6 separate regions of the Mus musculus genome follow, and regions 1, 3, 4, 5 and 6 are each linked to region 2. A link is a loop called in an ENCODE intact Hi-C map of the cell type or tissue named here. Cell type or tissue: left cerebral cortex. All regions are shown on one strand.

The links. A loop is a pair of places that touch in the nucleus more often than their neighbours do. Peaks named below come from ENCODE experiments on the same cell type or tissue, not always from the same donor. Only the 100,000 strongest peaks of a DNase experiment are listed, where the experiment ranks them.
Region 1: a loop joins it to region 2, with 6 times the contacts of the local background. A loop is called at or near these places in 31 of 42 quality-filtered maps.
Region 3: it touches region 2 in a loop (4-fold over the local background); 5 of 42 quality-filtered maps call a loop at or near these places.
Region 4: it touches region 2 in a loop (3-fold over the local background); 2 of 42 quality-filtered maps call a loop at or near these places.
Region 5: it touches region 2 in a loop (8-fold over the local background); 4 of 42 quality-filtered maps call a loop at or near these places.
Region 6: it touches region 2 in a loop (10-fold over the local background); 21 of 42 quality-filtered maps call a loop at or near these places.

Annotation. Positions count from the first base shown.
Region 1 is chr16:29,558,434-29,563,433 of GRCm38, reverse strand. No RefSeq gene overlaps it. Among named protein-coding and RNA genes, the nearest start is that of Opa1, 18 kb to the left of the region's middle. In left cerebral cortex, a CTCF peak has its summit at 2,377 (motif pointing right); DNase peaks (open chromatin) are centred at 2,408 and 2,835; H3K4me3 peaks cover 434 bases.
Region 2 is chr16:28,590,385-28,595,384 of GRCm38, reverse strand. It overlaps a transcript of Fgf12 not described here. Among named protein-coding and RNA genes, the nearest start is that of Mir690, 7.2 kb to the left of the region's middle. In left cerebral cortex, a CTCF peak has its summit at 2,150 (motif pointing left); DNase peaks (open chromatin) are centred at 1,489, 2,126, 3,587, 3,754 and 1 more place; H3K4me3 peaks cover 214 bases; H3K27ac peaks cover 1,664 bases.
Region 3 is chr16:28,749,629-28,754,628 of GRCm38, reverse strand. It overlaps a transcript of Fgf12 not described here. Among named protein-coding and RNA genes, the nearest start is that of Gm46548, 110 kb to the right of the region's middle. In left cerebral cortex, a CTCF peak has its summit at 2,607; DNase peaks (open chromatin) are centred at 1,283, 1,747, 2,290 and 2,658; H3K4me3 peaks cover 3,420 bases; H3K27ac peaks cover 2,023 bases.
Region 4 is chr16:28,515,613-28,520,612 of GRCm38, reverse strand. It overlaps a transcript of Fgf12 not described here. Among named protein-coding and RNA genes, the nearest start is that of Fgf12, 72 kb to the right of the region's middle. In left cerebral cortex, a CTCF peak has its summit at 2,601 (motif pointing left); a DNase peak (open chromatin) is centred at 2,580; H3K4me3 peaks cover 515 bases; H3K27ac peaks cover 583 bases.
Region 5 is chr16:28,836,231-28,841,230 of GRCm38, reverse strand. The region is part of intron 1 of Mb21d2 (Mab-21 domain containing 2); the gene reads left to right. Among named protein-coding and RNA genes, the nearest start is that of Mb21d2, 91 kb to the left of the region's middle. In left cerebral cortex, CTCF peaks have their summits at 94, 985 (motif pointing left) and 3,008 (motif pointing left); DNase peaks (open chromatin) are centred at 403, 963, 2,172 and 3,007.
Region 6 is chr16:28,790,942-28,795,941 of GRCm38, reverse strand. It overlaps the pseudogene Gm20018. Among named protein-coding and RNA genes, the nearest start is that of Mb21d2, 140 kb to the left of the region's middle. In left cerebral cortex, a CTCF peak has its summit at 2,667 (motif pointing right); a DNase peak (open chromatin) is centred at 2,662.

The DNA of each region.
Region 1 (5,000 bases), 970 kb before region 2:
AATATAAAAGTATCAAGATTAATGAGAGAGGGTGTATTAGGGTAACTGCCTCACTAGACTCTGGAAGAGGAGGAATCACAATGAGCCACTTGAGCTGGAGACCCCAGGGAGCCAGGGGTGCTGTTAAGGTTACGTATCAAACCACTAGAACAGGAGAGGACAATGTTGTTAATGCTGCTGCCTGAAAACCTGGAAAACGGGGCTGGTGCAGAGCTCCAAGTTCTGTTGTCTTAAGGCAGGAGGAAGATGGGAGGTTGGTTAAAGGGGAGAGAAGGAGTGAGGGAAGGAGGGAGAGGGGAAGGGGGAGGGGGAGAGGGAGGGGAAGGGGAAGGGGGAGAGGGAGGGGGAGAGGGTTCAGTAGAAGAAAATTTGCCTTTCTTCTCTCTCTTTGCTTTATTCCAGACCCTCAGGTGGTCATCTACATTTGATGAGGGGCTGCTGATACTATTACCAATTGTGAAAACACTCACCCACAATTCAGAAATGTTTACTAGTTATTGAGGCGCTTTCTCTCTCTCTCTCTCTCTCTCTCTCTCTCTCTCTCTCTCTCTCTCTCTCCCCTCTTCCCCCCTCTCTCCATTTCTCTGATTTTTCTTTATTTCAAAAGACATATTTATTTTTAGTTTTGTGTACGTATGTGTGTCTGGGTGGGTGTGCACATAAGTGTAGATGCTGGCAGAGGTCACGAGAGGGCATCAGATTCACCCACAGGTAGAGTTACAGGTGATTGTGAGCCATAGGCCATGGGTACTGGGAACTGGACTCTGGTCCTTTGGAAGAGCAGGAAGTGCTCTCAGCTCTTAAGCCATCTCTACAGCCCCTGAAGTTAATTCTTTTAGAATATGGGACCTGTTGTTCCTGGTCTCTACTGTGCTAACTTTGGTATGGATCTCAGACCTTTAAACATTTTCCACTTAATTTTAGAAAACCTAAAAGTGACAGAAAATCCTAGAGTGTATTTTTTCTTTAAAAAATAATTGTTGATGTGTGTGCACATGTATCATGTGAGCATGGGTGTGTGTGCATGCCCATGTGTATGTACATGCATGTGCATGCACAGCCCAGTAAGTGTGTGGGTGTAGAGCAACCCTGATCTCAGGTCAGTAGGATTTGAGACAAGCACATTTGCCCACTGAGCCGTTTCACTGTCCCGTTTCTTTATAGAGCTGTTATGTCTTCCTTTGGGCCCTCTGATGTAAAAGTCTCAAATGAAGCCTTTTAAATTATATCCTCTAGCACGACTGACGAGGGAGGGACAGTCCTGTATGCTATATCTGTGACCATAAAAGAGTGAATGTGTGGTATGTGGCAGCGACCATGCTCTCTCACAGCTGCTTTTAGTGATGTAACTCATCAGGATGCTTCCCTTCCAGATGATGGCTGAGAAGATAACTAAACAACAGCGCCTGGTACTGCAACAGCAACAGAGCTTCACTGTTTTCTGGGATTTTGTTGGTTTGTCCCTTTTTTCTTTTTAAACTTTTTACTGGTGTGTCGTCCTCAATGTTGTTCAAATTACTGAAGAACCTAGGAAGGTTGTTTCTGCTATTGATGGATAGTATGCTGCTATGGCTGGTCTTTTAAAAAAGATTTTATTTATTTTATGTACATGAGTACACTGTCTCTGTCTTCAGACACAGCAGAAGAAGGCCTCAGATTCTGTTATAGACAGTTGTAAGCCAACATGTGGATGCTGGGAATTGAACTCAGGATGCCTGGAAGAGCAGTCCGTGCTCTTAACCCCTGAGCCATCTCTCCAGCCTGGATGGTCTTTTATATAAATGTATACATATGCATACTACTTGAAGTTTTGGAAACTGTAGTTGTGCTGTCAACTCTGGAAAAAAGTATCCCTGTTTCAGGTCTTGAGCTAATATTGTACAGAAAGTAGCATCTACATAAGTCTAAACATTAAATGTAGTCTCCTCCCATTTTCACAAGATTGACCCTTTAAATATATAAGGTCATATCTATGTGGGTATGCATACAGAAACCAATAAAGTTTTCTGTAAATCATGAAGGAGAAGAAAACACAAATGTCATAGGACACACCTTTTCTGTTCCCATATTTTATGGAAATTTCAAGAGGTAGAAATTTTTTTTAAAAGACAGATACACAATCAACGTCAAGTTTGCTGACATTGTCAAATTGTTCTGTGGAGCCAGGGTACCTCACTGCCAAAATCCCTTTTGTGCATAGACGTGTGCCTAGTCTGGCTTCTTTAGAAACCACTCATGAAAATAAGGTTCCTGCATAGAACAAACTGCAGTGTGGTCCCAGCAGACCACAGGTTCCGAGTATATATTGAAAAAAAAAATTTTTTTTTTAAAGGAAGTCTATGGGAAGTTTAGTCACAAAATGTAGATGGAGCATTATGCCACTAGGGGGCGAAGTTATCTCAGTAAACCGTTGGCTAAAAAACCCGAGTCTTTAAGGCAAATCTAAACCTATGTGCTCACATTGGCACCAGTCTGGTTGTTTTAACGAGTTATACTGTAGTTACTGTAACGGTGCATCCTATCCATGAGGCATTTAGCTAAACTTGTTGTTTAATAATTAATAAGAATAGTTTTAGTCTTTCTAAAAAGAAGTGATAAAGATAGTTCAGAGTGTTCCTGTGGACTCCCAGTCTGTCCTGTTGCTATCTTATAGCACGGTCAGCACCAGTAACGAGCCAGTCCTGATAAGGTAATACTAACTAAACGCCTCTATCTGTTTGGCCTTTGAAAGCGAATGCCCGTCCAGCTGACCGCAGCACACTGCCTTGCTGTGCTTTTCCTTTGGCCCCAGGCAAACTGTAACATTTTCTCAGCTCCTCTGTGTTCCTGCCGATCTTGGTGACTTCGATTGGATACTTCACACACTAGCGTTCGGTTTGCATTTGCCTGACTTGCACAGCATTCTGGGATTTGGAGCACAGATCATCAAAGAACAAAGGGCTATTCTTTCTGACTTATCTGCATGACATAACAGTTTTGACTTCTAACCTTGATCGCTTCGCTGAGAAACTCTTGGCAGGCTTCTCCACCGACCTATATTTTATACTGTTTGGGAGAGAGTCACTATGTACAGATCACAGGAAGAAATAGAGTTGTGCTGTCCTTGAAGGGGCACCACCTGGCTTATCTGGAGCTCCTCTGGATGGATTTATCCACTCTCGTCACCTGTTTATGTGCAGTATTATTGACATCAGCATGGACTTATGGGCATATTTTATGCTTTGCTTTTTCAGCTGTGTCTGGCAAAGTTTCGTTCATTTTTAGTGCTAAGAGCTACCACAGCAGAGAGTTCCTACATGGCTGCCACTGTGCTAAGCAGTCTGTATATCATATATAACATCTCATTTCATTCATCAACTATTCCGAGGGGAGACATATCCTTTTGTGTAACCTTCCTAGTGCCGAAACCCTTTAACAAAGTTCCTCATGTTGGGGTGACTCTCAAAATCAATTTTTTTCCTTGCTACTACACAACTGCTTTTGCTACAGTTATGAAGCATAATGTAAATATCTGATATGCAGAATACACGCTATGCGATCCTTGAAGAAAGGTCATTTGATCCCCAGAGGGGTCGTGACCCACAGGTTGAGAACCCCTGCTGTAGTTCCAAGGAAAAAGCTTGCAGCTGATAGAGGTGAGCTGATTCCTTGGGCCATGCTGGTGCTAACTAACCAGGATACAAGCACTATCTAGCTTAAGTTCAAAGCCTGCACATCTCATGGTCTTTGTTAGAGACCAGGACGTGCAGCCAGTGTGAGTGGGGTTGGGGTGGAGGATGGTAAGATTTGCATAGCTGAAGACTGGTTGCTTGAGGCCTGGAACCCAACCCTTTCTCCTTGCACTTTCTTCACTAACAACTTATTAACTTACTATTTCCGTTTGTCAGATATAAACGGTTCCAAGATCAATAGAAATTGTATTGATATCTTGATAATGAGTTGATATATGATAAGAATTATGCTCCATACTCCATAAAGCATTGAAGTAATTTTGAGGGTGCATGTAATATGTGTTTATGTGTGTGTGTATAGGTGTGTGTTGTGTGTATATATGTGTGTGTAGTATGTGTGTATGTATGTGTGTTGTGTGTATGTGTGTGGTATACATGTATATATGTATATGTATGTGTGCTGTATTGTGTGGTGTATATGTGCATGTCATATAAGTATGTGGCATGTGTACATGTCTATATGTATATGAGTGTGTATATGTATATATGGTGTGTGTGTATATATGTGTGTGGTATGCGTATATGTGTTTGTAGGCATATGTGTGCCATAGCATGTATGTGGACATTGGAAGACAGCCTTTCAGGAGTTGGTTCTCCCCTTCTACCTTGTATCTGATCCAGGGTCTGTCTTATTTCTGACACTGCACTCTATTCTCCAGCCCAGCTGATCTGCACACTTCCTGCTGACCATCATGCTGGCATATGGAGATTACAGATGTACACTGTCACATTGGTCTTTTGCCTGAGATCTGGGATTCTAAATCAGGTCTCCAAGCTTGTGCAGCATGCACTTCTACCCAGGGGACCATGTACACCATATACACATATACACACACACCACAAACATATACATATACACATGTACACATGCCACACACATATACACACAACACACATGCATATATATATATATATATATATGCCACATACATATAACACACACACACACACACATATATCACATATACTCTCCCTCCACAAAGCAGTTTTTAATGTATTTTTCTAAATAAACTTATTATTATAGAACAATTTAAAGGTTAAGAAGAAATGTGAAGACAGTCTCTTACATTCATGCCATATATTTATCACAGTTGATTAAGATGATGTTGACATCTGGTTTTAAGTGAAGTCTGTGGTTTACTCAGATCTCATGAGGAGACCATGTTGCATTAAATTGTCATACATCCTTCGCCTGTTCCCAGCTCTGACATTTCTCAAACTTTCCTTGCTTTTGATGGCTTTGGCAGTTTGGAGGCTGATCTGGTCTCT
Region 2 (5,000 bases):
GTGTCCTAAATGCTTGCTCAGTGTACCCTGTTGTATGCAGATGACTAACTACACAGACATGGCTTTCATTAAACTGCTCCAAGGATACTTGCATTTCCAAGAGCAACTCAAATCTGACGTGTAAATCTGCAGCAGCTATGATGTCCCCTACTGTAAACAAGGGACATTGGTGTTCCTCATTCTGTGCCTGTTTGTCCTTCCAAGCTTGAGCCTGCAAATCACATTGTCACTGTCCTTTTTTTCTTCTTTTGAGGTCATTTATGTATAGAAATATATGCAGTAGCCTCTAGACCCAGGGCCTCTGCAAAATGGCCACTGGTACAACCCAGGTAGAGTCCTTGCTTTTCCCTTAAACATTTTCTTAAAACCTCTTCTTACATCTTATATCTTGTCCCTCTCCAATCATTGTTTATTCACAGTGTTCTAAATTACAGATATAAGTTAGCACGCTTTCCAAAGTAAAGCCCCAACTCACTTCTAAGCGTATTCATTTCTCCGTGGTGTTTATATCTTGGAGTCAGGCAGACCTGAGCTCAAATCTTCATTCCGCCCCTTTCTCTTCACGTGACCTTGGGTAACTAACTTCTGCATCTTAAAAGGTAAGAATGACAAGTGTGACGTGTAGTAAATTGACCTCAGTTTCTCAATACCTGACTTTTTCCATTGATTGTGGACAAGATCCTTCCTTGATCCTTGCTTAGTGCCCTTTAGTGGCATTCTTTATTCTGAGATACCCATCTCTTCTCTGTTTCCCACGGGAGCATCTTTAAACACAGTCACTTTTCTGCATCTACCATTTTCTCTTGTCTGGCTCTAATAATACTTATTCTTGCATTGAGGACTCACAGTTCTGTGGAGGGACTCCTTATGCCTTCCTGCCCTTTCCTTAGACCTTGAACACTAGATCAAGGCTCTGACTATCTGACTGAGATGGGGTTCCCTGAGAGGATCTTTCTTGGCCATCATTGCATCCCTACAATCTAGGGCAATGTCTGACACAAGGCAAGTGTTTAATGCAACCGACAAGAGAGCTCAGACAATGTGACAGCCAACAGTCATCACCAGGCGATAGGGACCTCACTTCACTGAAACAGCTCCATTTGCCATTCCCTTTTGCTCCAGTGCCCTTTTGATTTTATGACAGCTGGCTTGTCTAACTGCCTAATTTTATATGTGAGATCAACCCTAAGGGAAAACCACACATGGATACAGCAGGAAGGTATCAGACTGGAGTCCAAATCAGAACTTACTATATGAGACAGCTAAAGAAGAGGATGGGCTGCAGGGTGGTACTGTACATATCTGCAAACTTCCCATAGGCAGGAGGGAGGAAGGTCATGGGAATGTTGCCAGCGTCATATGGCAGGCCCTGAAAGATTATATCCAATGTCCGTATACTAGTTCTAGGCTCTCATAAATGTGGTATTCTTGGGAAAGGATCTTTGATGATGTCCCTCCCCAGGTAAGACCATTCCTGCAGATTTGGGTAGATGCTAAATCAAATTAAGAACTCTCTTGAAGAGGCACATGGAAGGCTTATCTGTGAAGACGGAGGCAAAGAGCCTACTGGTACATATTAGTAAAGTGTCAACACCCCTTTCTCCAAGGCTGTGTCCCCAACAAACACCTGGAGAACACAGCCACGTGGACACCTCGATTTTGAGCAGGCTGCTTCAGAACATTGCCTGTGAGGCCGAAGGTTTGCATACCTTTTAGCTATAGGCATGCAGCAATGCAAATGTCATTCTGAGGTTGAATTAGGTTTCTTCTGAGCATATTCCTTTTATTTATTTATTTATTTATTTATTTATTTTCAATCTTTCTGTAATAGATGATGTGACGTGTGTGTGTGTGTGCGTGTGTGTGTGTGTGTGTGTGCGCGCGCGCCCATGCAGTTTTGCCTTTCCTTGGGCCTCCCCTTTCCTGGGGTTCCTATCCCACAGAAGGCTCTAACACTGCAGGACTCACAAGCGTGACCTAGAGGCGAGGAAGAAGTGTTTGCTGGACGTGGAAGTGCTTTGCGGAAGTATGGTCATCTTGCTGACTAATAAGCACGAACTTCCCGGAAAATACGGGGAATTTGTGGGTGTGTTCCTGCGAAGCCATAGGCTCGCCTCTGCCTCGTTTAGCTGTGCTTTGCTGCCATCGTGTGGTCGCTCTGGTACTTGTCAGCGTTCCGAGTTTTGTAGCTCAATGCTTTATAAACTTTTAAAGATTTATAAACAGGAATTTTCTTAACAGAAAAAACACACTGCGACTATAACCCATGTTTCATATCCAGCGGGGCTGGACATTTGCAGCTGACACTTGCATCGACATCTACAGCTAAGTTATGCAAACCTTCAGCCTCATAACTAATATTTTGGAACAGCCTCCTCGAAATCAAGGTATCCATGAGGCTGTGCTTTTCCGGTGTTTGTGGATACAGCTTTGGAGTTCTGACTTTGCGTTGTTAACGTTCTTACCTTAGAAAATGTTGGAGACTAGGATTGGTAATACCATTTGAAGAATTACAGCAGTTATGTTTGTTTGTTTGCTTGTTTTTCGAGACAGGCGTGTGTGTGTGTGTGTGTGTGTGTGTGTGTAGCAGGTGATAAAAAAACAATCACAATTCACTGAGCATCTGTTATGAGGAAAACTCAGCTCAGAAGGCTTTGTGTGGCTGACCCTACTCAGCATTCAGAGGTCAGCAGAGGTGCGGCTGCGTTCCACATTGGGTGGCATGGACTGGGGTAGGACCAGAGCAGTGGTCCCAGGAGCTTACATTCCTAGGAAACATTCACACTGTACAGAAGCCTCCTTTGAGGCTTGGTTTCAGTTCTGCTTGAGGTTTCTGCACAATCAAAGAAAAACTTAAAATATATACAGCACCCCAGTATGGCATAGAGTGTCGAGCTCAAGGCTGCATTTACGGCCCATCGGGCCTTAACTTGCCCAAGCTTATCTTGGGAGCAGCACTTTATTTGATAATGAACTGTGAACAATGGTTTCTGTTTTATATGGATCGCTGTAAGTGTGGAGACCTCAAGGATCAAGTATTTTAAGCTTATTTCCGTAAGCAAGACAAGGATTCTATTCCAATTAGCATTTTGTGAGGCCTAGCACAAAGCATCTACGTCCCCCTGGCTGCTGGCTCCTGCAGGGAAAATCTTCCTAAATCTTCACGGAAAATCTCCCTGAAGCACAAAGAGCTAGAAACATTCAGCCCCGAAGCAGCAGCCCGTGTCCAAATGGAACACAGGACCTTATTTTCAGAATCGATCTCTGATAGTTTCAAAGAACAAAAACTTTGAAAAATGTAATCATACTGAGATCTCGCACAAGCAAACACATGCTGCACACACACTTCCCTTCATTCTGAGATTAGATCAATTTATTTACCAGTCTGTGTGTGTGTGGGGGGGGGGGGGGACTGAATCTGTGGAAAAAAGAATTGTATTCCAAGTAGCCTGCCTCAAGTGTTAACTGCTGCCGCGCATGCGCGAGCTTCCTAGTAGCAATTGGTGATGGTAGAGTTGAGTGCTGAGCAACTGCATAGGTTCATTCTGTTTCAGCAGCCTCTACATGCACTTGCCGACTGTGACTTGTGGCCGCTCAGGGTGTAGCTGTGTTCACACTGTCACTGGTCCACTCCTAGTGGAGGTGGTATCCCTAGACGTTACCATGACAGCTTTCCTCCTTAGGGAGTGATAAGATAACGGTTAAGTCCCCGGCCCTTCCTCATTTGATGCAGATGCTGCATTAAAACACTAACAGCTGCTGCAGACAAGAAAGGAAATCAGGATTGTGTGAATGAAATCCTGACATTGTGCACAGGGTGAATGTGGGAGTTGTGAATTTGAAGGGATGAGGAGCTGGGGGAAGCAGCACTGACTCCTTGGAGGTCAAACTGTTTAACTATCCACCAGCTGCTTGGTTTATCATCGGTGTGACTGGCTTGGTTGGTTGAATGTTTCTAGGGATCTCTCTCTCTCTCTCTCTCCCTCTCTCTCTCTCTCCCTCCCTCCCTCCCTCTCCCTCTCTTTCCCTCACTCTTTCTCCCCTTCACCTCCCTCTTCTCCCCTCCCCTTTCAATTCTCTAGCAGTCTCTTGTTATCCTTCTTATTTTTATAACCCAAGTTGCAACGTCCCTGTCTCATTATGGCTTTATTTATTTTAGACTTAACAAGGTTTCTCTTTAACCTGTCTAAAGATTTGCCTGATAAGCTCTTTTAAAAAACACAACATTAAGAGCTGAGTTCTTATCCTGTTTCTATTTCCTGTGTAATTAGTTTCTTTTGTTAACTTTGGGCTTTGTTTTCTTGTCTAGTCCTTTCAAGGATGGCCCCATGTTACTTGTCTAAGCTTTTGGTCTTTTTATGACTGCTATTAATGTCCTTTCTATGGCTGCGTTCCTTTTCACTTACATTTTCCTGCGTGATTTCTACTTTTTCTGTTTTATTTCTTCTTAAACACATTGTTATTTTATTTGCTAAAAAATTATGTTTTGTTTTCCACTTAATTATGCTGTTTTGTTTTGTTTTCTTCGGTTTTAACTCCAAGTGTCAATCCATTGTTGTAGGTTGTCTTATTAAGACATCTATAGCCTTGACAAAACACTATGACCAAAAAGCAAGTTAGAGAGGAAAGGCTTTTTTTGAACTTACACTTCCACATTGCTGTGCATCACTGGAGAAAGACAGGACAGGAATTCAATAAGGGTAGGTGCCTGGAGGCAAGAGCCAATACAGAAGCTGTGGAGGTGTGCTGTTTACTAGCTTGCTCCTCATCCCTTGGTCAGGCTGCTTGTTTGTTTGATTTCTCTGCCTCTGCCTCTGCCTCTGCCTCTGCCTCTGCCTCTGCCTCTGCCTCTGCCTCTGCCTCTGCCTCTGCCTCTGCCTCTGCCTCTGCCTCTGCCTCTGCCTCTGCCTCTGCCTCTGCCTCTGCCTCTGCCTCTGCCTCTGCCTCTGCCTCTGCCTCTGCCTCTGCCTCTGCCTCTGCCTCTGCCTCTGCCTCTGCCT
Region 3 (5,000 bases), 160 kb before region 2:
TTTTTTTTTTTTGGGTGGGCAGAAAACCAAATGCAACGGAAAACTTGGTTGGGCATGTCTTCTGAATCTGCAGATAAATTGCAGATAGTTTATGGTCTCTGTGATTCCATCCTTTATGGTTTGTTATAGCCCAGGAAGTCACTGGTAAGACATCTCTGCTGTTGAGAGTCCCTGTCTTGTTGAGTCATGTGATAATAAAAATTTGTAGTCATATAACCATAGTCGCTTTCCTGGCAAACCCTAGGATCCCCTTTGAATCACTACAAGGTTAAATTATAACCAGCCCCATGTTCCTTGTTGTGAGTACATTTTATTTCATTTCTGCGTTTTGGAAGCTGGGATGGGAATCTACTGTGGAAAGAGTCTCCTCTTACTTGGTGTGGGTGAGTGATCCCTCTATCTCGTTCTTTGGCTTTTCCAGTTATCTAAATTTTCTGTATTCGTTTTTATACTCTAGAAAAATATAACTGTTTTGAGGAGCAAAATATCTTCTTAGGGAAATCTTGGCAATTAAAAACTAGCAAATATGTAACATTTTCCCAATTAAACATTTTATGTATAAGCAAAATACAGTGTGGGCTTAAGAACTGTGGTATTTTGTCCTTTTGAGCCTTCTTTACAGTCTGAAACAAAAATGTTTACCTTGCCATTAAAAAAAATTAAAAAATAAAAATAAAAAAGGGGGTGGAACCACATTTCTCCATTTCGAAATATATTGTTATATCTATAAGGTGCCTTCCCACCTTTAGGGACTTTCTGTCTTGGTGATAAACAGCGCCTCTGAACACCTCGGGCCAGGCGCTTTGAAGAACTTCAGATACCGTGGAGCCTGTATGAAACAGTGCTGGGGTGGATGCCAAAGGGGACACCCAGTCTGGACGGTACAGAAAAGGGAGGATGCTAAAGTACCACCAGCCCCTGACTCCTGCCACTCCACCGAGAAGCAAAACAAACAAACACGGGGATGGAGAGGATCGACCTGGGAAGTCTGTAGGGAGAGAGGGGAGGCAGACACTTGAGAAGTTACTGCGGCAACCACGAGGAGCCCACATCATGTCCACTAAGCAGAATTCGTAAATCCCTCTGCCTTGGGGAAGGCAGCACGCTCAGCTCAGACACCCCGGCCTCTTAGAGGGCTTCAGTAAGCAGTCCTGGAAAATCGGATGGGATTGATGCGCCGTTCCAGTCCAATCCATTTTCTAGTTTGCAGGGGAAAATCCGGTCCGGCGTTTATTTTTAGCAGCGCTTTCCTGTGACCGAATGCTACTGCTTTCGGGCTGGGATACTGAGGACCGTATTGGGGAGAGAAGCCAGGGCGGGCGGGGGAGCGGGAGGCGGTGAAAAAGGGAGGGGGACGCCCTGCGCATGCGTGCCAGCGCCCATGCAAATCTGCTGTACATCCAGAGCAAAGTGGGATGATCTGTCACTACACCTGCAGCACCACGCTCCGAGGACAGCTCCTTCTTGCAGCTTCCAGACTCAGGTAAAAAAAAAAAAAAAATACAATTCTGAGCGGGCCTGTGCATGCTTTTCAGTATCAGATATGCATCGCAACCTAACCTATGTAGAGGCAAATCTGCTGCTGCTGCTGCTGCTAAGTGTCCTTTGGTGGCTGATCGCAGCTTCAAGGTTTAAGAAATCCCATCTTTCAGGAAGCCTGAAGGGAAAGAAGGAAGTACAGGCGAAAGCATCAGATTGGCTTTCCAGATTTGGGGATCTGAAGCGGGCCCACATCTTCCTGCCAACTTCCATTGAACTTCCCAGCACTCTAAAGGGACCGAAATGGAGAGCAAAGGTATGTGGCTGTCCCCACCGGGGCACTTCCCGCTGCATGTGCGTGTGGCCAGGGCAGCCCTCGGCTAGGGGACTGCAGTGCTCCGGAGCGGGAGGAGCATCACACTAGGTCGATAGGAGGAGGAGATGCTATGTCCGTTGCAGCAGCAGGAACGTGGCAAGAAGGCCACTAACTCCCACAGCGTGGAAGCCAGTGTTTAATACTCCCATCAGTTGCGTAGTGGAGTGGGATGAGTTTTTTTTTTTTTTTTAAGGGGGGATGGATAAGACTCCCTCCCAAAATGGAGGGGGAGGAAAGATGTGTTGGTAAAGCGATTTCTTTCCTGTACAATGATGAACTGAAATACATATATTTTGTTGGCTTTAGGATATGCTTACAGGCATATTTATAGCCGATATCCAATAATGCATTGCTAAAAATGTTTGAGTTTCTCCACCCCACCCTACAAACATGGTGTTTCTGGGTGTGTATGACATCCGACTGCATTTTGAATGGGTATCAGACGAAAAATTGGATCTATCTGAAACAGCGTGCACAGGAACTGACCTCTAAGAAGACCAGGGTACAGAAGTATTGCTTGGCTCTTTGAGCGCGTTGTGTTCACTAGTTTTGGACATGTACATATTTAAATTCTCCTCATAAGCAAATTTGAAAAATTTACACCCACAAACTGCTACATGAACTGTGGGAATCAACTTCTCGTTGGCATATCTAACACATATAAACAAAGCAGCCATTAGAATTGTAAGTTTGGATGTCCTTTGGACTTAACCCCACACAAACAGGTCTCTTCCCTTCCTTAAAATGCCCACTAGGTTGTGAGTACCCTGAGTGAGGACGTGGCCAGATACCCAGTAGGAATATAGAATGTATTTAATTTTGGTGAAATCAGAGAAATGATGTCAACTTTTATGAAACTATATTCATTATCCAGAACTGGAAGAAGCTATATTTGAAGCGAGGTTTTATTTTTAACCAGAATGTCAGTCACTGTGGCAATGTACTTAAGGCTCGGGGAGTGGTGTTGAGCTACCTATTTCTGGTATGATTAGTAAAACTGGAGTGTTGGTGATAGCAGCCGTCTGCTCAGTAAGGTTATTTTGAGTATTTAATTAGTAGGTTTATTGTAATTGTACCTAGGTAAGCACTGGCACTAAAGGAAGATCTGAAATGATGTGGAGAAAGAGTAGCGGGCAGTTTTCAGATAGGGCAAATTATTTTTGTGACACATTTGGTGGGCACTTCCTTGTCCGACAATAATGTACATACAGAGAAAATCCGCGTCTCTTAATATACGTAGTGTATTACAGAATCCACTTTAAAATGAAAATGCAATCTTTCTTAAATCATAAATTAATATAATGTTTTAGTTAGTTAAGCGTTTCTTGGACATAAGGTTAACAACAGAGAGTATCACTTTACTATGAAAAACTGTTTTTCTGCTTAGACGACACCTGGTATTTGGCCATTAAATCTGGTTATTTGGCAGTGGTTCTTGGTAACATTTGCCTCGAATTTATACAGCAATTATTGGTCCATCATAAAATGAGTATATATCTTTCAGCAATATTTTGTATTTTCTTTTATTGCCTATAAGGAATGCTGCCTGCCTCTCAGAGTTCCAGGTGGTTTATAAGTCCTAATAATAACCATAGAGTTCCAGCCATGCTGCCAGTCTGGGGAGTTCAGAAGAGAGACGGAATTTCAGAAATAGACCTGAGAGGAACTGGGCCAAAAGTTCTATGTTAAGTCAGACAACAATGATCTAGTGGCTCACAGCTCTGATATAAAGGCAATGAGAACTCTTTTTATAAGCTAATATCGTGGCCATTTTGCAGAGGACTCACAGTTACTTGTAACAAAGGAGCAAGTGAAAGTCTTGATGAATTTTAATTTCCGGACTTTACAAAGCTGAGTTGTCCAATTAGCAACCACGCTGACACGAATACTTATAGTTTCTAAATCGATGCAATTGGCATGATTAGGACTGCAGCTAACTCTGAATTTTTATTCCAGATGGGGAAAGGAATATATTCATGGGCATTTGTGTCTGCATTCCATTCTAATAAGAACATCTTTCATTTCTTATGTCCTGTCCCCAATAGATTCAAATGTAATCATAGGAAGATATGCTCAAGTAATAAGTGCATTACTCATTATTTCCTTTATTGGAATTAATTTTAGACTGAGTTAAAGAATCATCAAATGATTCAACTGACTATACAAGAGTTTATCATAGCAGAAAACGTTCCCGTGACCTCTGTTTAGATGTGAACCCTGTCACCAGTGTCAGGCCACCTTCACATTACCTTTACTGTTTGAAGAGCAGAGGAGCCACCCAGCTCCGTGAGAGCCATGAGGCTCACAAGTAAGATGAGTTCGGCTTGCTTTCTTATTATTTGACATCACTCCCCGTCATCGAAGATAAGGAGGAAACACAGCTCAATTCTGAGTCAGTATCAAGGATCTTTGTGCTCCGTGGTAATTACATTGTCTCCAAGACTGAGTTTGATGTGTTGGGAGTAACTTTGACAGAAATTGTGCCCTGAAGATCCCAAGGACTATTCTCAAATAACGTAGAGTGTTTAATATTTGAACTTGGGGGTCCAGAAACTTTTCTGCATCCTAGAACTGCTTGGTATGCTTCATAAACACTCTCATGAAGGGTCATATTTAAGATACTTAGTTCGAATGTTGGATAGGAACCAAGATGTGTGCACTTTTTAAATGTCCCAGGTGTGATGTGTTTGAGAGCCACCCATCTGTGTGCTTAATGATAGACTGCGGTTTGCAGACACATTTAGAACTGCAGGATGCTCAGTTTTACTCTAGGCCCACTAGACAGACTGATTACAGACTCTAGGTCGTCTGTATTCAGGATAAAGTTTCAGGAACAATGATTTAAAGGTACCTTGTGTTTCTCTTCCCTGTTTTCCTCTCTCCTGACTGTATCACTCTTTGCTTGGCATAGAGTCTCAACTTCATGCATGTTAAAAAAAAAAAGAAAGAAAAAAGAAAAAAACCAAAAAAAAAAAAGCAAAACACCTATAGTGATTTCTCTATGTAGAGATGTTTAGGCTGCATCCTTTGAGATTTGAGTTTACCTAGTTCGAAGGAAGGGATCTGTGTATAGTTCTTTAAAAACAAACAAAACCAAACCAAAACCCAATACCCCTCCTCTGTCCTAGTTAATTTTCTATTGTTG
Region 4 (5,000 bases), 75 kb after region 2:
TACCTCCCACATGCAGACACACATGTGAATTAATCCTGCAAAGCAAATGAAAACCAGGGTACCCATTTTTCCCTTTCCTTAAAAAGTCTGTCAATGCTACTTTATTGTTTGTGATTTTATTAGTGGTACATTATTGGTGACCTGATTATATAGAGGATTCGATAAAGATAACTTTATAAGAGATAAGCGGACAAGATGCTTGGGGAAGTGCCGCTTGGTGGGAACCAGTGCCATGAGTGTGTAGATCCAGGGTTGCCAAAAATGTCCTGTTGCACATAAAAGAATGTTCAACAGTAAAAACCAAACCAAACCAAAAACAACCAACCAACCAACCAACCAAACAAACAAACAGTCTCTGGAATCCAATCTACCAGCCGAATCACTACCCAGGTCCTTGAACTGGACTTGGAAGTGGGTGTACAGACCCACCTTTGTCCTGGGATGAAGTCTGAGTCTGCTACAGGCAGTCCTTACAGAGCACATATTGGCAGGTGAAGTGTGCCTTGTGAAAGCATCGAATACCCGCTGCTCAGAGCCACTGGGGAAAGAGTGGAATACCACATTGCAAAAGAAGATACATAAAATTAGAAAATAAATATACAGCACGGTAGGTGATGAACGATTCAAAGAAAATATTTAAGAGAGATGAGCGGACAAGATCACACAATCACGTTGGTTCAGTTTAAATGTACCTTACTGTACTTTTTTTAAAAAAAATATTCTTTCCATCACATCCGACTCCCATTGCCATTCCTCTTCTTGCCACGATAGGCGGAGTCTGAGCTGTGCCAAAATCCACATGTCTTCCTTAACTAACATACCTTATGCAGGTCTGCGCTTCGAAATAATGCCAGGTTGCTAATAAAGAAAGGCCTTGTGGTGTTTGACTAGTTTTGAGAACATTATTATGAATTTGTAGGGTAGAGAGATGGATTGATGAGTACACAGAGAGAGATGGAAACTGCTAACATGGCTGACCAGTGCATGTATCTTGTAGTCAGTAGGCAGAGCCGACTAGAAGCGAAGGTGTTCCAGCTGTCCTGAGTGAACACACTAAGATGGAGCTTGGCCTCTCATTGGCCTTCTCCAATAGAAACTCAGGAGCCCTTGGAGAAATGCTTGATCCTAAGGCACTGGAAGGCAAATACTTATCAGATTCAAGGATCCTAAACATCAAGGATGTGCTCAAAGGCTGCCGGCTGGTCAAAGGAATGTTAAAACAGTGTAAAGGTGGAATGGGGGCAGTGATACTCACATTAGACTTTAATTCACATAATAAAATTCATGGATGTTGCTATAAATCTAGGATTTAATAAGTAAATGGAAGAGAATGGGCCATGTGTCACAGAGGAATTCCAACTGTAGAAGAAAATAAGGGATATAGAGAAATCACCATCACCCAAGCCTGTAGTCACAGCAAATGAAGGTAAGGAGCCTTCTTGATGCTAACATCTGTGAACAGCTGTTTGGAGAGAGGATGACACATATGTTAACCAGGCCCCCTTCCCATCACCTACAGGGACTTTCCATTGAAAATACCAATTGTCATTTTAAACCAAATGACAACTCAGTGACAGACTCACTGGTAATCTGACACATGGACGACATCACTGACTGATATTGTACCCAAGAAGGACGAAGCAGGAGTTCTGGAGCATTCTTCCCTAAAGAAAGCATGTCCACAATCTAATGTGAGTCTGTAGCCATCTTAAATGGTGGAGCATCTGTAAAGTAATTGAGCAGTTACTTGCAGAAGTGTCAAAAGGAGGAAAGAAAGGAGGAAAAAATAAAGGAAGTGAGGCTGGTGAGTCACCCTTGGCACAAAAAGGCACTTGCCACTAAGCCTGATGGATTACCAGAGTTCAAAGGGTGGAAAGAAAAAATCTGCAGGAATGAAAAAAAAAAAAAGGGCGTTAGTAGAAAACCTGGAATAACCTTAAGAGCTATAGCTGGATATGGTAACTTACATTTGATGATTTGGGAAACTGACTGGGTGAGGAATTCCCATTGGGAGTGGGGGGCGTGTTGGGGAGGGACATAAAGGAATAAACCTAACAGTCCTCCTTGAGTGGAGCCAACGGGATGACCTGACCTTTCAGCTCATAGAATTGCCAGTCTCTTTACTTTCCTATAAAGGGAGCTGTTTGTATGACACTCCTAGTACCGCAAAGTCTGGTAGATGGAGAAACACAGCTTCCCTCTGAACCTTTCCCACGACTCGAGCGAATGTAGTTTCCAAGACACCGTGTTCAGTACAGGATGTTGATCTGAGAGTCAGAAGACCTAGTTTCTCCCAGGGCTTCTCCCTTAGCAGCGAGGCGCTGAGTGGCACAAGTGCTCCCAGCAGGTCTCTGAAGCTTCCGTTTCCGTGGATTTGAAACCTCTCGTTTTCTTAAATTCGAAAACAGCTTTTCTCTGTAGAGTCACTGGAGTTTTCTGACGCGGTGTGTCAGAGGCAGTTAACGTGCAACTGCCTTCTGTTTAAGTAAGGCAATCAATTACCAGGGTTATTTCTAGTTTCCCCATACAGCACAGCCATCAGTTCTGGCCACTGAATTTACCTGCTGGCTAAAGTAGAATTGTGCTGCCCCCGTGTGGCTAATAGTGGGTACTGAAGGGCCTGGCCACAGATGTAAGAGATCCAAGAGCATTATAGAATTCAGAGTTGGAAGGCACCCCAGAGTTCATGTAAATCACCCCCTTCCTTAGTAAGGAACTGATCCTCATAGGCTTGTGGTGAGTCCCTGTGCTACTTGATGATTGACGTAAACCGGATGCGAGACCAGGGTCAGTGTGGTTCAAGTTAATTTGTCAGACATGAGGGGAAGCGGAAGGGGATATGGGAGGAGGGGTTGGGGGAGGGGCTTAAGGGGGTGAGGGGTACAGGGGGTTGGGAGAATTTTTGGATCAGGTCTACGTAGACTTGAATTTTATTATAAACACACACACACACACACACACACACACACAATGAAATAACTAGACGTTGTAAACAGAAGCTGCCCCTTGTACAAGGGTTCAAAACAGAACTGCTGTTTTAACCTGGGGAGAGTGGTCACCACAGCTGTGTGCACAGCAACTTCCATGCTGCATTTTGAGATCATTTCTTTTACATTAAACAGCTTATGACTGCTTAATGCCTATCACACCGCAGATTTTAGAAACTGCTGGTAAATGAAGACCCAGCGTTTGGACAACTGAGTCTGATCGCAGCTCCTGTCCATTCTGTGAGTGTGAGCTTATGTGTGAACAATCCAGACAGCCCAGGCTTCCTCCTGGTCCTCATTCCCTCACCTTCACCAGAGAATACCTTCCTCGTGAGAGTCTCGTAAAAGTTAATTCTTGTAAATTGTTGTAAGAAGACGAAGTTAAAACTGTCGGTCGATTATACAGTTCACCGGGTGTGCATGTTTCTACAGTCCTGAAGTGAGTTAAGTAAAACAAGCCACTGAGAGTATGGAAAGCCCTTGTAGAGCAACCACCTATCCTTGCCGGCCAACAAAGATCTTTTGATAAGGGTACATAGTAAATATGTTTGGCCTTAGGTTATAGAAAAGTTTGTGGCTTAAGGTCTTCTAAAAGTAGCCACTGAATGGGTGGGGTCACATGGATAACTGTCTCAGGTTGTGTGTATATGTTTAAACATTTGTTTAGAGGATCCTGAACAACATTTTCCATTGTGTGATGGGTAGAGGCACTAACAGGACTCACTGTATAGCTGTCCAGATTCTCTAAGTATACAACAGGGAAAAAGATCAATGGGATAGGATTGACCTAGGTGGTCTGTGTGTGGAAAACTATAGATCTCTCTGATAAATTTCTAGACTTCTCTCTCCTTTGTCAAGACACGCGAAGTCTGCGTGTTTCCCTAGCTACAAAAACTGCAGCTACATCGAAGCAATCCTCAGGGAAGCCCATTAGAATCCGGTTCCCAGGTAGCTAGGGGAACACAGTAAATACCAGGCACCAACTGTCTAGCAGCTAGCACAAGCCAGTGTCATAAAGCGCCTGTCCGTGTCAGCAGTGCGCACACAGTGAGAGGGACCTTAGTGATACGGAGAACATGTTTCCAAGACCAACCTCTCAGGAGGGAGCAGCCTCAGGCCTCCTGATTTCCTCATACAGTGCTCCTAATTAAAACAGCCTAATAGAGACTGTTTTTCTGATAGACTCCAAGTGCAGAATAAGTCTTGGGCATTTTATAATCATGTTGACCTGGGACTTCATATGTTCATATGGTACATGGCTAATTTTTTAGCTCTGCATCTTCATGTATCCAGAAGATGTGTTTGCCCATTCTAGGATTCTTATTGGTATATTTGTATTTTTTTATTTGGCCTGTTTCAAAATTTAACATTTTGGAAAGACATTTGTTTGCTATTTTGGTTGGGATGAGCACTTTTTTTTCCCCCGGCGCGGGGGTCGGGGGGTGGGGTGGGAGGGGAAGTTAAGCTTCCAGTGGAGCCTAAGAAAAACAAATAGAGCATTCTCAGGAATGCTTTGTCATCCATAGTTTCCATTACTTCTAAGAAAGTGTCAGTGTGAACAGTCTTCCATAACCTTTAGCTCAGAGCCACCTTGTTTGCCCCAAGCAACTAGGAATCAACAGCAAAACTTTTGACCTGTGTGGTGGCTCCTTTCCCAATTGATCATATGACGTGAGTTTCTCATTCTCCAGATCAAACACAACCATCCGTCTTTCCAGTGAGTGGAGACAAGGTTTGCTTCCTCATCATGAAAACTGTCTGCTGGCCCCACCCCACAGACCTCTTAGAGCTAAGATAGCCCAGCTGGCTCTTTTCATTTGGCGCAGTAGCATAAGTGTGAATGTTTGTCTGCTCAAACATGCCTCTTAAGTCACGACAGTGGTGTGGGCTCTCTGGAGGACCTCTTATTTAAATTATTTAAGATGTAATGGTAAATTCTATGTGCAATCAATGCATATCATTATGTGAGGTTTTGTGAGTTCTTTCTGTTTCTCTACTTTGGAAGCTATTTCT
Region 5 (5,000 bases), 250 kb before region 2:
AGATCTTAACAAGTTCGACAGCACCACCACTTGGCACAAGCCAGACGGGCTCATGCAACCCCCTAAGGGAAGGGAAGGGATTGAATAGAAAATAAATTAATATATTAAAAAAAATAAAACAAAACACCACATGTTCCACTAATGCTAAAAGTCGGTGTTGTTCATTGACCCGGCACGTTGTGAACAGATTTATGTTGTATAAAGCAAACTGTGTTTTTCCAGCACTTTCCAAGTTCCAGAAATGGCCCTTGGAGCTTTATATAGCTCTCATTAAGTCTCACGGGAGCCATGTACTATCTCCCCACCCCCTTTTTAAAGAAATGACGAAACTGAAGTTTCAGAAACCCCACAGGGCATAGGGAGAAGGCTCATTCCATAACGCGCCTTGCATGCACTGGCCCAAGTCCAGATCCCTTGCACCCACGTAGGAAGGGAGGTGTGACCGCACGTCTGTAACTCCAGCCTGAGACCTGGAGACAGTGTGTCCTGGGAGCCCACCAGTCAGCTGATCAGTTAAGTCCAAGGGCTACCGGAGACCCCGTCTCAATATACTGAAGAGGACGCCTGGTAGGCCAGACTCTGGCCTGTGCTGGCGCCTGCACGTACGAAGCATCCAGATAACTTTTCCAAATGTTGCAGAGCCCATAAATTGTGAGGCTCGTGTGTATCCTGAATTTATAACGTTCGGATCACACTATCTCCGTTATCTGTTTGGGCATTTTCCCTGTGTCTCTTTTCATCCGGATACCACGGAATTTTATCAGTGAATCAGTGACGTGTGACATCCTGTTAAGTAGGGTTACTGCAAACTGTGTGCAGGTATCAGGGATTAGACAGTGTGAAGCACAGTATCCTGACCCATCTTCAAAGCATATCAGTAAAAGCAGGTATGAATTATACAAAAATTATGTCAAACCTCCAGGCTTTTTAAAGCCACTCTTGCGGTGGAGACTGTACAACTGTAAGGAAAAGTTAGGGAAGTGCGCCCTCCAGTGGAGAGTAAGGAAAATACGCTCTCACACCAAGAACTGTAGTGGGGTTTGTCTCCCTAGCTGGTTTTCTTCAAGACTGAAAATTTCAAGACTTGAGTTTTTCATCTCAAAGTTCGAAGCTGTTACTTTTATCACAAAATGTGGGTCTGTGTCATCTTGTCACTATCTTGGGTGTTGGATTTCTGCATCACAATCAGACCACACTGGGGGTTCTGTCCATCTGTAATCATTTACCTGCCTAACTGTAGAATCTGATCTGAATAGGCTCTTGAAAGGTGTGCAGTGTGAATGTTCCTGCCGGTGTTTAATCCCTTGGGTCAAAATTCAGCTCCGCGGCTGCCGATACCTTTGGAATTGTATACCTGTGTGGCTCTAGACAGTTCAGACTGTGGCATCTTTGGTTTCAAGGCTATCACCGCAGGCCATTCCTGTGCTGCCAGTCCACACACTTGATACTTCTTGGCCCACCCACAGGGTGGAATGTTTAGTCAGTTCTCTCCCTGAGGACTCTCAGCGCAAGCGCACTGTCCACGTATAAGATGGATTTGCCCCCTCTCTGGTGAATGAAGGAGATACAAGTGTGAACAAATAACCATCGGAGAAATCTTAGCAAAAACCATGTTTTGTTTTGTTTTGTTTTGTTTTTTTGTCTTTAAAATGAATACCTGGGAAGTTAGGGATAAGAATGTGTTTCCAGTTGGGACGAATAAGTTCTGTTTTTCCTCATGTGTCCAAGAGTCTCGCCAAAGTTGTGCCTTTGGTAAGTCTCAAAGTAGCTACTCTTCAGACTTTAGCATTTCCTGGTAGTAAACCCAGGCTGGATGCAGTTAAATGTGGATTTAAAATTGGGGGAGAAATTTCAGTGTTGACAGTTTGAAATACACATCTCCTTGAAGGTTGGTTCAGTCCTTTGAGGTGAGACATAGAGACCCAAAAGAATCAAAATCAATCAATCTCTCTCTCTCTCTCTTTCACACACACACAAACACACATGCTCGCATGCATGCATGCACGCGTACACACACACACTCAGCTTAAAAGCTCCATGTAGAGTAAAAGAGCTCTAGGTTGAAAATCAGAGACCCTGGGTTTCCGTTCCCAGCACTTCTGGCTTTGGGCTCTGGCTTTCTAATCTGTGCCACAGCAGTTGTATTAATAACACTGGGAGCCGGATTTGGCTCCACTAATCTGACTCATTCATTCTTTGTAGTCGAACACGCTCATAGCTTAAACTTCATTCCCCAGAGTCCAGGATCTGCAGCTTGCTGCTGATTCAGATGACAGGAGTGTCAAAGGGGCTGCAGGTATGGGCTCCTCTCTCAGGAGCCACCAAGTTGATTGTTGGTGTCTAGCTGGAACAGTGACCACAGCTCTTCATCCTCTGGGAAGCACCGGGGCAGAGGAGCTAGCCTCAAATATTGCTTTCCCATGTAAGCAGCAAGAGGGTGACCTTCAAGGTGGCCTCTGCTGTCATGGGGCAGATGCTGATTTGAGACATTGCAGTGTTTTCTTCAGGCTACTACCCACCTGCACCTCGAACCTGCACAGGTGCACCTCCATAGAGGTTGTGTTCTTGTAGTTTAGTTTTCTTTGATGTCAGCATCTTCAAGTGCAGTAATAAAGTATGTTTTGTTCGTGATATTAAGAGTTAATTTCAGGTAGCTGATTATGTCTTGAAGATACTTCTGTCCTTTATTATCAGTAAGAATGCTGGTAGCTTTTCCAGTGACTGCTTTCCTTGGGAGCTTTGTCTGACCACCCTCTCTCCTGCCTTAGCTTAAAGATGTGTGTTTGCTTGTACTAGAGAACTTTTCTCCTCTGGTGTTGCTCTGGCAGAGTGACGAATTAGGAGCCATCTAGATGATCCGAGGTGGATGGTAGACGGGTTGAGGGCGAGGTTTTAATGTGTCTCACAGAGGTCTCTTCCTCTACTAAGCATCCAAATGCCTACAGCTGCTAGGATTTGATGACTTCGGAGCCTTGCTTTACAGAGTTAGGAATGATGGAGCACGGATGCCCTCTGTTGGCAGTTACTGGGATTTTGACCTTAGCTCGCACGGTAACCATCCCATCAGGGTTGCAAATGATGCTTTGGACAGTCCCAGAGTGGTAGTTTTATCACAGAACAAGACGTGGTACCGCCCTCCCCCCACCCCCGCCTTTAGACTGTTTCATAATTGCTCCATTATCAGGCTTTTTCGTCTGTCTTTGCTTGGGCATATGGGCTAGACACAATTTCTTAGGAAGTCTCAAAATGACAGTATGACACTATCAGATTGACACTGCCGTGCTAAGCATCTTACCCACCCGTCTCATCCTCTGTGAAGAGAGCGTGTCCCAGGATATGTGGTCTATTTGTTTACTCACTTTATATCTGTCCAACTTCCATTGTTGGGTGATACACAAGTTATTGGACACAAGGGGACCAACAGGTAATTGCATAATTAGTAACTAGTGGACAGAAAGATGGAATGTGCATTTGGGATTCGTTCTATACATTTCAGAGGGATAGGGATGGTCTGATCCAAAGTAGAAGCTACCTCCTTACACACACACACACACACACACACACACACACACACACACACTCACACTCACACTGCAAGCCTTACCTTCTCCTGTTCAGTTCATATTTAGGAATGGCCTGTACTGAAGGCAGACACGAGATGCACACCTAAGTAGGACACGGACTCATCATGGCTCTGAAAAGAGATTCAGGAAAGGCAAAAGTATCTGTGGACTGGCCAGCAGAATTAGGTAAGCAACAAGGCAGTGACTGATCAGACAAGATGCAGATTGTAAACACCCTTGCTGATGTGAGAGCCCAGTGACCTTTGGGGCAGTTGTGCATAGATCTTGTTTTATAAGGCATACAGCGGGGACACATTATACATAGAACCGGATATCACAAGTAGGCCATTATAGTGCTGACCTGTATGACTCTTGCCATGGTCAATTGGGCCTCCGAGCTGGGTAAGTTCATCGCTAAGAACGTGGCAGGGAGCAGCTGAGCCCTTCAGTCAGAGGAGGGAGCAAAGTGGGCAGAGGTCAGTGTAAGCTGAGGAGGGCTGACTCTCTGGGCAGCTACGGGAACCCATCCTGGCTTCACAGCTGCGGCCTTTGCCTAGATTCTGCTTTCTCTCCCATGTGGGTAAGGACTATGCTCGGGGCTCCCTTCTGAACTTTGTGGTTGTGGATGGAGCAGTGGGTGGCTCTTGGAGGTAGGAAGCTGTCCTGCTGCCGGAATTGCCTGTCCTAGCTCTAGATGAACTGCGGAGCAGACTGGGGACGCAGTAGGCCATCAAGAGCGCCCCTCTCCCAAGCTCACACACACTCAGTACTGTGTCCTATCTTCACACATCAGGAAGAAGTAAAATCAAGTCTATAATAAAAGACAATAGCTTTTTGTTGTTGTTTAGATCTAGAACACTGTATATGGTATTGCATGGGGCCATTATCCATTATATGTCTTGAAGTGTCTGTGGGTGATATTACATGGCATTTGGTTACACTTTAACATATTGTAGCATACAAATGAGATAGTGAGTGATAATTGGCAAGTATGATTCTCACAACATTTTCCACCGTTGCATAGTTTCAGAGATGCCCACAGTAAACTGACATTAAGACAAGTTCTTTAGCCAATGGTAGTTTTAAATTTCTTTAGAGGACTCCCTTCCCCTAACCCCAGACTCATGTAGCCTGGAACTTAAAGCCTCTATGATGGGATAATAATGGGACCATTCTAGGCACAGTGGCAAGCCTGGCACTGCTTCTGCCGCCTGCCTTTTGATGAACATGGACTCTTGCCGTAGGCAGCATGGGATAGCATGTCCAGCCTTCCTTGTTCTCCTCCTCTCTGTCTCCTCTTAGTGTCTGTGAGGCTTCGTTTCCTTCACAGCCCTTAGAGGAACCTCCTGCTCCTTTTTCCTCAGAGTACCTGAGTGGGGTAGGGTACTCGGGTGTGACTGTGTTAGATGCTGTCCACAGGGGAAGAAGGCTGACTTC
Region 6 (5,000 bases), 200 kb before region 2:
CAGGTACCACCCATCCGTCTACTGACATCTTCCTGGGCAAATATCCCAGTGCCTGGCTCTATCCCAGAATCCTTTCTGCCTCCTGGATGTCCCACCATCTATTTCCTGTCTAAGTCATAAGCCATATAGGCTTTTTAATTGACAGGAGATGCATCCTTACAATACACAAGAAATTCTCTCTACAAAAGACATACAATTAAATATTGTATTTTACAATATGGTGACATGGTATTGCTCTTCATTTGCAAGACCTTACCTTTCTGGCAGCTGGGTTTGTAGTTTTAAGTTTGGGAGGAAAGTGCTTAGATTCTGTCAACTTGACGTATGCTAGAGTCAGCTGGGAAAAGAATAATCTCAATTTTGGATTTGCTTCCATCAGATGGACCTTTGGGAATATGTGTGGTGGGCATTTTCTTAATTTCTAGATTATGTAAAAGGACACACTCTTCTATGAGCAGTGCTATTTTAATCACGTGTAATTGAGTTATGTAAGAAAAGTATTTGAGTGAACCGGAGGAAGCAAGGCGGTATGCAGGACTCTCCACGGCCTCTCCTGTAGCTCCTGCCTCCAGGTTCCTGTCTTGACTTCACTTGGTGATGGCTATTGCCTGTAAACTGAATAAATGCTTCCTTCTCTAAGTTAACTTTGGTAGTGTTTTATCACAATAACAGAGAATGAACTAATATAGAACAGTTGCACAAATTTTGTTACAGTTATTTCTATATATCAGAATTTTGCAATACCATAAATAATATTTTAAATTTAATTGTTAAATTGTGATTTCAGTTCTTAGTTAGACTTATTTTACGCTGGGTCTGGTGACACACACCTTTAATTCCAGCACTCAGGAGGCAGTGGCAGATGGATGGCTGTAAGTTCAAGGCCAGCCTTGTCTACAGAACAAGTTCCAGGCAGGCCAATACTACATAGTAAAACTGTCTTAAAACAAGAACACTAAGATTTATCACTTTGAACACCTTAAAATACAATTAGCTTTGGGATACTATTTTCTAGTCTTTTCTTGGCTGCATCTACTTTTAGTTCACTGTTTTCTTTTTCTGTATATGCCTTTGTTGTGGGTTTTAAAGTTTCCTATGTGAAATCTTTTTTATCTAAAAATGTGTATGTAGCTATTTTGAATTCACATAGGACTGTTTGTTATAGTTTCATCTGTCTTGTGGTCAGCTGGGTGGTACTTTTTACTAAACATTTTGATTCTTGTTTTGTATTTAAGCTGTAGGCCAAACTGTTGGTCTTGAAATGTGATAACCAACTTTTTATTGTCAACTTGATTGATTAAGAGAAACCCAGGGCATTGATTAGGCACAGCTTTGGTTGTGAGGCTTTTCCAGGGAAGATGAACTTCAGAGCGGGGGCCCACCCTAAATACATAGACCCATTCTGTGAGCTGTGGTTCCAGGCTGGATAAGAATGTAATAGGGAGAAGCTAGAGAACTCACACTCCCCTTTCCTATCTTAGAGATGTGAGCCAACAGTGCCACACCCCACTGCCACAGCCACTAGCTGCATCTTCTGCCTTGCTGTGCCTTATTTTCAGATGGCCCGAGCTCCCCAGCTACGACATACAACAAACTCTTCCTCCTTAAAAATCACTTTTCATCAGTTATAGGATCACAGCAGTTAGAAGACTAATTAACACGTAAGCATCGAGTTTCCTTTCCCAGACATGACAAGTGTTCGTATGAAAGAGGAGTGTGAGGGCTTCAGGGGTGAACAATGTTTCTTATTGCAAATGCCCCCCTTTATATCACACCAGTTTGTCTGTTATACACGGCACTCTTTGGGGTAGGGAGTACATTAATACGACTTCTAAATTTGTGGCTTTCTTATTTGAGTAAAGCAAAACATAATCTTAGATTTGACCTATGATTTAAGAACATTCTTTCCATATATACAGGCTCTTCAGTGAAAGCCACCTACACTAATTCAAAATTTAGAAGACATCAAACATGGGAGTGAGTTCTTTTTTTTTTTTCTTAATTTTGGAATGTTAACATTACAAACCTGCTTCTCTGAGCCATTATTGGGAATCTCTGGCATGAAACGACTACTTCATATACATTCCTTGGCTTCTGTTTTTCTGTAATGCTTATTGGAACATATTTATTTAAATCATATCGTTCCAATGATATTCAAGGCCTGTGCAACAGTGGGCCCATCCATTACAGAATTTTAGAAGAGTTTACAGGCCTTATCTGGTGGAGAATTTATTGGAAGGAGACTAGCAAAGTTAAGCCTTTGTAATTTCATCATGACGTTCAGGGATGAAAGGAAAAGCCCACGCCTTAAAAAGACAAAAGACCAATTTATATTTTATATTTTTTAGAATTGAATTTCTTCTGGGATCAAGCATTTAAAGAGATTATTTTAAAATGTTCATGATGAACCAGAGGGGAAATATCCAGAGGGAGAGAGACCCACATCAACTCTTCCAGTACCAACTATTCCAGCACTCTGCAGAGTCTCAGCTGCAAGAGGTTAGCACCATATGCTGGGAGTGTTTAGCCTGGAGGCTTAACCTACTGTTGTATCCATTGCAGACACCTGCTTTCAAGCTTCATCTTTTGTTCTCATAGACCCAGACACTTGCCAGGTTGAAGTTCACTACACTACCACAGCGCAAAACCGGTTGGTGTTCCCCAAGAGCCTCTAGGGGGCAGCAGAGTAGCAGTCGAACTCTATTACAGATTCTGAAAGTGGGTTTTTGTTTTTGTTTTTGTTTTTGTGTTTTTTTTGTTGTTTGTTTTGTTTTGTTTTTTGTGGGGGAGGGGTCCTCGGAAAAGCCAACCTAGATAGAAATCAGAAGACCGAGTGGAAAGTGTCAAGATCAAGAAAAGTATAGAAATGTAAACCTTGTGTTCCGGAGACTGAATTGTAGCTTTGCTAGGAAGACCAAGTTTTGTGACAGATAACAGAAAGGAACACTTACTGTTCTCCCTCCCCCTCCCCTCTCCCTCTCCTTCTCCCTCTCATCTTTTCTTCTTTCTTTTTGCTTTTTGTCTTGTTTTGCTTTTGAGACAGGATCTCTCTGTGTAGCTCTGGCTATTCTGGAACTCACTCTGTAGTTCAAGTTGGCCTTGAACTCAGAGATTTGGCTGTTTCTGCCTCCCAAGTGCTGGGTTAAAAACATGCATATATTCCCTGATAGGAACACTTACTTTTTGTCGAATATTTTCTTTCTACCTGATGTAGAAAGGGGGCAGACACTTGGGGGCATCTAATGAGGAGTTATTTGCTCAATATGCAAATTAAGACATAGGAGAAATTATGTACAATGCATTTGCTCAATGCAGAAGGTGCTGTAGGAATTCAGAAGGCAGGAGGGTGGGAGATGGCTGTGAGGTCAGCTTCAGCTTTGAGCGACTTTGTTATCTGGTTTAGAGATGGAGCTGTCAAAGGAAGAAAGGGAGAGGCTCCAGTACACACTGCACTTCAGCAGGAGGGATGTGTTCACTTGAGCTGTTAGACGTTAGGAGAACACAGAGTAAACGCCTGCATTTCTCCTCTTATGAACATCTCTATTGGTATAGTCAGAGGATAAAGGGCTGAGCTCCCCTGAGCCCTTCATCAGCATCAGGGCTTTGGGTGGCGGTGCTGGGGAGTTCTTCCCCTCCTTCCTTCCCTCCCTTCCTCTCTACCTTCCTCCCCCTCTCTCTTTCTCCCTTTTTCTAATGATGGTCACCTGCTATCTATCTATCTATCTATCTATCTATCTATCTATCTATCTATCTATCTATCTATGTCTATCACTTATCTATCATCTACCTCTCTCTTTATCTTATTTTTGAGGCAGGGTCTGTTTTACTGAACCCAGAGATCACCTACTTTCTGGCCTGTAAAGAACTCCCCATCTCTGCCTCGTAGCCCTGAGATTACAGGGTTCACATCATTCTCACTGCTTCCCCCTTCCAATTTCTCTCATGCCCCTGTTCATGGTCTCTCCTTTAATTATTATTATTTCATGCATATATTTATACACACACACAGACACATACATACATATTATAGAGAGAGACATACATATAGCCTACTGAGTCCATTTGCCATTGCTCACATGTATTAAATGCCCAGGCCTGGTCACTTGGGATTAGAAAACTAGTATAACAGCTTGCCCCTGGCAGAAATGGGTTCTTCCTCTCTCAGCAGCCAATGAAGAAACACTTATAATTCTTCATTTAGAGGTGAAACCCCATGGAATTTTCTGGGTTTGTTATCATGTTAACTGCTGTTGTAATTAGGCTGGTCTTGTTTAGGCAGCCATTCTGGTGAGCATACAAGGGGTGTTGCCCTTTTCATGTCTTGTAGACACTACCCAACAGCAGACATCCTTGGTTTCTAGTTCTTTCAATCTTTCCAACATCTACATATATTTTCACAGTTTTGCTTGAGTCTTGGATGTAGGTGTTCCATTTCAGATGTATAAATTGGGTTGGGCATTTATTGCCTCATTTTGACCAGCTATGGATCCCTGTAATTGTGTTATTGCAAATAAATAAATAAATAAATAAATAAATAAATAAATAAATAAAGCTTAGGACTTTAAATTTACTTTCAACTGTTTCAAATGTCTAGATGATGTCTTAGTTAGGGTTTTAATTGCTGTGAAAAGACACCATGACCAAGGCAACTCTTATCAGGGCAACATTTAAATGGGGTTGGCTTACAGGTTTAGAGGTTCAGACCATTATCATCAAGGTGGTAGCATGGCAGCATCCAGACAAGCAGGTGCATGAGAAGCTGAGAGATTTACATCTTTATCATCAGGCTGCTAGGAGAATACTGGTTTCTAGGCAGCTAGCACGAGGGCCTTAAAACCCATGCCCACAGTAACACACATACTCCAACCTTCTAATAGTGCTACTCCCTGGGGTGAGCATATACAAACCATCACAAATGGTTATAGAGAAACAATGATCTTAAAACTTTGCTATTTGCTTTTGTCAATTGTTTCTCATCTGTGGCAGCCCTCAAGGTGTGA